2 separate regions of the Homo sapiens genome follow, and region 2 is linked to region 1. Evidence: read pairs that join two places in POLR2A ChIA-PET (ENCODE). Cell type or tissue: GM12878. All regions are shown on one strand. Each heading gives the region's core, and the rest is flanking DNA. Links, peaks and the distances in the headings are about the cores only.

The links. Peaks named below come from ENCODE experiments on the same cell type or tissue, not always from the same donor. Only the 100,000 strongest peaks of a DNase experiment are listed, where the experiment ranks them.
Region 2: POLR2A ChIA-PET joins it to region 1 with 7 read pairs; 1 of 35 experiments calls an interaction of 5 or more read pairs at or near these places.

The regions. Positions count from the first base shown.
Region 1 is chr12:121,781,402-121,785,790 of GRCh38, forward strand. It overlaps TMEM120B (transmembrane protein 120B), which reads left to right. Exons shown (of 12, transcript NM_001080825.2): 12 at 1-667. The region is part of intron 2 of RHOF (ras homolog family member F, filopodia associated); the gene reads right to left. Among named protein-coding and RNA genes, the nearest start is that of RHOF, 10 kb to the right of the region's middle. RefSeq lists enhancers at 512-571, 612-681. In GM12878, for the core only: no CTCF peak of the experiment used is centred there; no DNase peak of the experiment used is centred there; H3K4me3 peaks cover 2,218 bases; H3K27ac peaks cover 3,784 bases.
Region 2 is chr12:121,255,288-121,259,676 of GRCh38, forward strand. CAMKK2 (calcium/calmodulin dependent protein kinase kinase 2) reads right to left here. Exons shown (of 17, transcript NM_001270485.2): 8 at 496-517; 9 at 263-351. Among named protein-coding and RNA genes, the nearest start is that of CAMKK2, 39 kb to the right of the region's middle. RefSeq lists an enhancer at 306-806. In GM12878, for the core only: no CTCF peak of the experiment used is centred there; a DNase peak (open chromatin) is centred at 2,584; H3K27ac peaks cover 1,239 bases.

The DNA of each region.
Region 1 (4,389 bases), core at 1-4,000:
TCAAGGCTACAGTGAGCCGTGATCATGCCACTGCACTCCAGCCTGGGTGACAGAGCGAGACCCTGTCTCTTAACAACAAAACCCATGAGCGGCAGCCCCCCAGTCCTGGATGGTGGTAAAGAATCCTCAAGATCAAACCCACGCAGTGCTGAGAGCTTGGCCTGATTCTAGGGCTGGGGCTGGAGAAACTGCTAGAGATGATGCCGATAGCCAGTGTGATCCCCCTGCCCTGATGGTCAAGGGCAGAGTGCAGACTGGAACCCTCCCCTCCCCAAAGATTCAGACCTGTGGGGCTGAGTGGGCTCATAGTGTCCCCAAGTCCTGAGAGGCTGGTGTCTGGCTTCAGCCTCCAGCTTCTCAGGTTCTGATGCAGTCAGCTGAGTTCCCTGCCTATTCTTGCAAGCACTAGGAGGAGGGTGGTGGGTTGCTGGGAACAGCACCGAGCGCCCTCCCCACCCAGATTCACAGAGCACACTCCCTGGGGGGATACTTTAATCCGGAGGCCGTGACGCCTGGCTCCGCCCCGAGACGAGCTGAATCCAAATACGGATCTAGGCTTGAGCTTGGTTGGGTTTGCTTTTTTCTTCTTCTTCTTTATAAACAATTCTTTGTAACTTTTTGTATTGACAGTTTCAAACTTACAGTAAAATTGCAACACGAGTATGAAGAGCTCTCTGACTGTGATTCACCACCTGTTTGCATTGGCCCCTCTGACTTTATCTGGAGACAGACACTTCTGTTTCTCCCTGTCAGGGCACGGTAACTGTAGACATCTGCCTCTTCACCCCTTAGCTCAGCGCCTATCTGCTGAGAACAAGGGCGTTCTCTCCCCTGCCCCAAGCCCCCAGAAACCGCATGGACTCTGCATTCTAATCTGATCCACAGACCATAGTCAGATTTTGACCATTTCACCAATATTGTCCTTTATTTTTTTCCCCGTTGAGGAGCCAGCCCAGCCCAGGGTTCTACACTGCACTTAGTCATCCTGCCCCGGTATTTTTTTAAAATCCCCACAGTGAGAACTGAGAGCTTTTCAGGCTCATTGGTGACCAGCCCCCCGCCCCTCCACTTCCTTCCACTGAACAAGGAACGTGGAGGCCCAGGAATCCCCCTGCCCTGTCCGCAGCTGTTGCAGGTGCTGGGTGGCACCAGCCTGCCCCCCGTTCCTTCTCTGCCAGACACCTCTCAGGACAAGTGGCCTCTCCACGGAGTACCACCAGGCCATGTCTGCTCCTAACCCCTTGCTGGTGATGGGGCATGGCCACCCTCTCCCCACTGGATCCCCCTCAACCCAGGGACCTCCAAAAGTCTTCAGCCAGCTCCCCCATGGAACAGTGCTTAAGGGTGAGGTCACTAGAGACAGATGAGACACATGTTCAAATCCCAGCTCTGCCCTCACTGGCTGTGTGACCTTGACTTAGACAGGACAGTGGTGGGAGTCTTGGCTTCCCCATCTGGGACATGAAAATCATAAAATCTACCTCACGGGGCTGTCACCAGCCAAGGCACACCATTGCACTCCAGCCTGGGTGACAAGAGCGAAACTCTGTCTCAAAAAAAATAAAAATAAAAATAAAAAATGAATTAACATAAAGCATTCAACGCCTCAGTTGCACAAGCCTCATTTCAGGTGATGAACTGCCGCCCGGGGCTCATGGCTAATGCAGTGATTGGGGCAGGTGCACGGCATTTCCTCCACTGCAGAAAGTTCTACTGGACGGTGGGCCCCTGTCTACTGCTGGCCACCCCCCGCCCCTACACCATCCTCATCTAAGTCCTCGTCTGTCCCTCTTCCCTGCCTCCTGCAGCCCTTTGATGAATCCATTATCCACCTGACAGCTGGATGGATCTTAAAACACAAGTCATATCCTGGCCCCCTCTCCACAACTGAAGCATCTTCAATGGCTCCCTATTGCCCCCCCCCCCACCTTTTCTTTGAGACAAGAGTCTCGCTCTGTCACCCAGGCTGGAGTGCAGTGTCCCAATCTCAGCTCACTGCAACCTCTGCCTGCCGGGTTCAAGCAATTCTCCTGCCACAGCCTCCCAAGTAGCTGAGATTACAGGTGCTTGCCACCATGCCTGGCTAATTTTTGTTTTTGAGACAGAGTTTCGCTCTTGTTGCCCAGGCTGGAGTGCAATGGCGCGATCTCGGCTCACTGCAACCTACACCTCCCAGGTTCAAGTGATTCTCCTGCCTCAGCCTCCCGAGTAGCTAGGATTACAGGCGCCCACCACCACACCCAGCTAATTTTGTATTTTTAGTAGAGATGGGGTTTCTCCATGTTGGTCAGGCTGGTCTCGAACTCCCGACCTCTGGTGATCCACTCACCTCGACCTTCCAAAGTGCTGGGATTACAGGGATGAAATTTTTGTATTTTTTAAGTAGAGATGGGGTTTTTGCCATCTTGGCCAGGCTGGTCTTGAACTCCTGACCTCAGGTCATCCACCTGCCTCGGCCTCCCAGAGTGCTGGGATTATAGGCATGAGCCACCGTGCCTGGCCCCTATTGCCCTTTGCATAAAATCCAAACATCTCCCCTGGTTCACATGACTTCATCGCCTGCCACACCCGCTTGCTCACTGCAGTCCCGCCAAGGCACCATCTCACTGTTTCTCAAACCCACCAAGCTCTCATGTCCCAGCCTTTGTGCTTGCTGTTCCACATGCCAGGAAGGTCCTTCCCTCATTTCTCTTTTCACCGTTTTCTCTCTAGCATTTTATTCTTAAACATCCAGATTAACCATCTATATTTTTTCCCTTTTGAGGATAACTGCCTGCCCTCTGCGACTGCCTTTATAATAATACATCCTATACTCTATGCAGTTTTCAGGGTGCTTTAGTCTAGAAATGGTTAAGAAATCCTTGGTGAAGCGTGGTGGCTCATGCTTGTAATCCCAGCACTTTGGGAGGCCGAGGCAGGGGGATCACGAGGTCAGGATTTTGAGACCAGTCTAACCAAGATGGTGAGACCCCGTCTCTACTAAAAATACAAAAATTAGCTGGGTGTGGTGGCAGGTGCCTGTAGTCCCAGCTACTCCAGAGGCTGAGGCAGGAGAATTGCTTGAACCTGGGAGGCAGAGGTTGCAGTGAGCCGAGATCGTGCCATTGCACTCTAGCCTGGGTGACAGAGCAAGACGTCGTCTCAAAAAAAAAAAAAAAGAAAAAAAAATCCTTACATGACAGCCAGATATGGTAGGGAAATGATGAATACTCCCACAACATAGGAAGAACCTGAGAGTCACAGAAATGAAGTGATTTGCTTGAGGTCAATGACTCAGTGACTGGGCCAGGAGTCAACCCCAGCTCATGAAATTCCAAGTGGGATGTTCCTTCTGCTGATACACACTAACGTGCTATTTTGTTTTGTATTGTGCAAAAATAGGTTCTGGTCCTTTAAGATGTAACAATGGGGTTCACAGTTCTGGCATAACTTATTCCCTTTTACAAATATGGCCGGAGTGAACAGGTACATTAGTCCCCCTAACCCACAAGGGTGGATTCCAAGACCCCCAGTGGATGTTTGAAACCACAGTCTAGAACTCTAGATACGCTGTTTTTTTCTATATGTACACACCTATAAGACAGCTTAGTTTATGAATTAGGCACAGTAAGAGATTAACAACAAGAATAAAATAAAACAGGGCCAGGCACCGTGGCTCACACCTGTAATCCCAGCACTTTGGGAAGCCAAGGCGGGAGGATCACTTGAACTCAGGAGTTCAAGACCAGCCTGGCTTGTTACCGAGCCAGCTACTGACTGACTCACAGGCAGGTGGTGTCTCCAGCAGGGATACACAGAGGAAGGGGCGAATCATATCCCGGGTGGGATGCAGCAGGACAGCGCACGATCTCATCACGCTGCTCAGAGCAGTGCATGATCTAAAATTTATGAATTATTTCTCGAATTTTCCAGGTAATATTTTCAGACCTCAGGTAACTGAAACTACAGAAAGTGAAACCGTGGATAAGGTTATAAAATGGGGCCCCCTTGGACGTCTTCTCTCATTTCTTTTTTTCTTTACTTTTTTTTTTTTTTTTTTTTTGGAGACAGGGTCTTGCTCTGTTGCCCAGGCTGGAGTGCAGTGGCACGATCTCAGCTCACTGTAAGCTACGCCTCCTGGGTTCAAGTGGTTCTCCTGCCTCAGCCTCTTGAGTAGCTGGGACTACAGGCAGGTGCCACCATGCCTGGCTAATTTTTTTTGTATTTTTATTATTTTATTTTATTTTTGAGACGGAGTCTCACTCTGTCACCCAGGCTGGAGTGCAGTGGTGCGATCTCAGCTCACTGCAACCTCCGCCTCCCGGGTTCAAGCGATTCTCCTGCCTCAGCCTCCTGAGTAGCTGGGACTTGACAGGTGCCCGCCACCACACCAAGCTAATTTTTTGTACT
Region 2 (4,389 bases), core at 89-4,088, 530 kb before region 1:
AATTATATATATAATTTTATATATAATTTTATATATATATAATTATATATAATTTTATATATATAATTATATATATAATTTTATATATATAATTTTATATATATATATGTATCTCCTATTAGTTCTGTCCCTCTAGAGGACCCCAATCCACCCGCCCACCTCCCTGTGCTCCAGGAAGAAAATAAGACACTTTCCACTTTGCACCCACGCTCAGAATGCTAACTACCCACTGGGTGAGAGCCCTCCCGCAGGCCCTGCTCACAGTACTCGATGCCTTTGATCAGATCCTGGAAGTAGAAACGGGCCTGGTCTTCAGAGAGTGGTTTGAGGGTGGGCACTTCCATCACGGGCCTGAAAGGTCGACACTCATGTGAAACACAAAGCAGACCCGCCAGCCCTTGCCCTCTCTCATGAGCAGAGCCCAGTGGCACCTCACTCAGCTATGCAGCTACAGAAGCTTCTTGCATCACCCCTGCTGGGAGCTGGGACACTCACCCTTGGTTGACCAGTTCGAACACTGTAGGGAAGAAAAGGGTGAAACTGTTACATGGGAAACTGAACATCCATCTCTCTCTGTCCTCCCCACCTCCCAACCACCTCCAGAAACACCAAGAAAGACAGAAACTAGTATTAGAGCTGGGGAGAGGAACAGTCCACTGAACCAAGCTGGCCAAGGTCCTGCTTTGCTAAATTTCCATCAGAAGGCAAAGAACCAGGGATTTCTGACGTCCCCAGGCCCACAGTCTGGCTTGACTTCTAGTGCTCAAATTGGCCCAGGATCCACTGGTCAAAGAAAACACGGCAGGGGGCTGGGCACGGTGGCTCACGCCAGTGTAATCCCAACACTCTGGGAGGCCGAGGTGGGCGAATCACCTGAGGTCAAGAGCTCGAGACCAGCCTGGCCAACGTGGCAAAACCCTATCTCTACTAAAAATACAAAAATCAGCCGGGCGTGGTGGCAGGTGCCTGTAATCCCAGCTACTTGGGAGGCTGAGGCACAAGAATCACTTGAACCTGGACAGCGGAGGTTGCAGTGAGCCAAGATTGCACCCCTGCACTCTAGCCTGGGCAACAGAGCAAGAATGTCCCAAAAAAAAAATTTCTTTGAGATGAAATTTACGTAACATAAAATTACCCATTTTAAAGCGTGCAATTGAGTGGCATTTAGTATATTCACAATTTTGGGCAATCATCACAACTATCTAGTTCCAGAACATTCTCATCACCTCAAAAGAAAACCTCATACCCATTAGCAGTCACTCCCTATTCTTCCCTCCCTCAATCCCCTGGCCACCACCAATCTGTTTCCTGTCTCTATAGATTTGCCTGTTCTGGACATTTCATATAAATGGAATTGTACACTATGTGGCCTTTTGTGTCTGGCTTCTTTCACTTAGCATCATTAGCACGTTTTTAAGGTTCATCCACACTGGTGCATGGATCAGTGCTTCATTCCCTTTAATGGCTGAATAATATTCCATTGTATGGATAGACCACATTTTCTTTGTCCATTCATCTGTTGAGGGGCATATGGACTGTTTCTACTCTTTGGCTGTTGGGAAGTGCTGCAATGAACGTTCGTGTACATGGATATGTTCATGTGTGGATATCTGTTTTTGGTTCTTTTGGGTATATACCTAGGAGTGGAATTTCTGGGTCACGTGGTATAGTTATTTAATTTGATTCTGCTATGACAAGCATAAATTGGAATACAAGGCTGTACTTTAGGAAGTTAAAAAAAAAAAGAGCACAGTCGATTTCAAAATCCAGTGGAGGATGACTCTGGGGTTGCTTGTTGTTCTGGAATCATACACCCACAATGAGATGAGCATGTAATAGAAACCAGAGGGGATACCCCATTTTCCATGATGGGATTATTATGCACTGCATGCCGGTATTAAAACATCTCATGTAACCTATGACTATATCCACCTACCATGTACCCACAAAAATTAAAAAAACTTTTTTTTTTTTTTTGAAATGGAGTCTTGCTCTGTTGCCCAGGCTGGAGTGCAGTGGCACGATCTTGGCTCACTGCAACCTCTGCCTCCTGGGTTCAAGCGATTCTTCTGCCTCAGCCTCCCGAGTAGCTGGGACTACAGGCACCTGCCACCACACCCGGCTAATTTTTTGTATTTTTAGTAAAGATGGGGTTTCACCGTATTGGTCAGGCTGGTCTCGAACTTCTGACATCAGGTGATCCACCCACCTCGGCCTCCCAAAGTGCTGGGGTTACAGGCAAAAAAATTTTTTAAAAATGAAACCAAAGGGTTGTTTCAAAGCTCTCCAAGGGCTGAGGTGGCCAAGGGGAACAGGGAAGCTACTCAGACAAAAAGAAGGCTTAAAGGTTCTGATCAGGAAAAGAACTGAACTCTCCCAGGCCTTCCCCATCTTCAGTTTCATCAACCAGTGTGAGTTAGGGCAGATTTGCTATTGCTTCAGGCTGTAGTTAAAAACAAAGGCAATGCTGCTAAGGTACAGCTTCTACAGACAACCCAGCGCTGGCCCCCTCAGCTCTGGCCTTTCCTGCCTTGGTTATTTAAGTCTTCACTTGCAAGCTTCATGAATTTCTGCACCATCCTCCCACCCACCCAAGCACCATAAATCAGGTGGCATGAGGGAGGGTGGCCTGTTGAAACAGGTCTATTTTCAGTCGCTAACAGTTCAACCACTTTTGGGGCTGAGCAGTGGGTGGGAATTTTTTAACCTCTAGAAATAGAGATCGAGTTTTCTACTTTTTTTTTTTTTTTTTTTTGAGACAAAGTCTAGCTCTGTCACCCAGACTGGAGTGCAATGGCACGATCTCGGTTCACTGCAACCTCCGCTTCCCAGGTTGAAGTGATTCTCCTGCTTCACCCTCCCAAGTAGCTGAGATTACAGGCATGTGCCACCACATCTGGCTAATTTTGTATTTTTAGCAGAAACATGGTTTCACCATGTTGGTTAGGTTGGTCTCGAACTCCTGACCTCAGGGGATCCACCTGCCTTGGCCTCCCAAAGTGCTGAGATTACAGGCATGAGCCACCACACCCAGCCCCCTCCTCCACCTTTTTTTGTTTTATTGAGACAGGGTCTTACTCTGTCGCCCAGGCTAGAGTGCAGTGGCACAATCATAGCTCACTGCAGCCTCAAACTCCTGGCCTCAAGCAATCCTCCCACCTCAGCCTCCCAAGTGCTGGGGTTACAGGCATGAGCCACCGCACCTGGACTGAGTTTTCTGCCCTTTGCATGTCAGGCCTGTAGCTGCAGACCCTTTCTGATACCTACTACCCGGCCTCATGCACTGCCCTGTCTGTCTCAGTCTCACACGGCTGTGGCTGGAAAGTAAAATATAACCGTGTCAGGATTTTCAAAACCACTGGAATCACATACCCCAAATTAGCATGGCTTTCTGCAACTGCCACCTCGAGTTGTGAAAAACTATCCCTGCAGCTGCCCAGCTCAAGCAGATCACGAAACTCTTCTTTGAGGCTTGGACCATGTTCTCTTTATTCTCATTCCACCCGTCAGCTCAAACCCCCCAATGGCTTCCATCACTCTCAGAGTCAAAGCCAATTTTTTTTTTTTTTTTTTTTGAGACAGTCTCACTTTGTTGCCCAGGCTGGAATGCAGTGGCGCCATCTTGGCTCACTGCAACCTCCGCCTCTCAGGTTCAAGTGATTCTCGTGCCTCAGCCTCCCGAGTAGCCAAGATTATAGGTGCACACCCCCATGCCCAGCTAATTTTTGTATTTTTAGTAGAGACGGGGTTTCGCTATGCTGCCCAGGCTGGTCTCAAACTCCTGAGCTCAGGTGATCCACCCGCTCGGACTCCCAAAGCGCTGGGATTACAGGGGTGAGCCACTGTGCCCGATCCAAGTTCTTTACAATGTTGTAAAATACCTTCTGCCACCTGGTCCCTGCTGTTCTGCCCAAATGTCACCTTGGTGAGACATTCCCTGGGGAGCCACTGTATTTCTCCATCCCCCAACCCAAAACTAGCAGCCCCTCGTGTCCTGCTCGGGGTTTTTGTTTTGTTACGGTGTTGTCGCTTTCAAAACCCACGCATCACACTCAGGTGCGCTCCCCAAGGACAGGGGTTTTTGAATGTTGTCCCTGATGAACCTACAGCAGGGTCTGACAAATTGTAACATTTGTTGAATGAACAAAGGCACGCCTCAGAAAGAGCTCAAAGCCATTCTGACCTGGATCTGGGGTCCCAAGTGAGAGAATTACGCTAAGAATGCCATTCTGGGCTAAAATGACTTTTGGCATATTGTGATTTCTGCTGTATCTCCCCAAACTTCATTTATTTGCCTACTATGTTTATAATCTGGCCATACCTATATGCCACATCAATTATTTATTGAATGTTTTTCTTTAAATTGACTCAGTTTTTAATTTTTTAGCC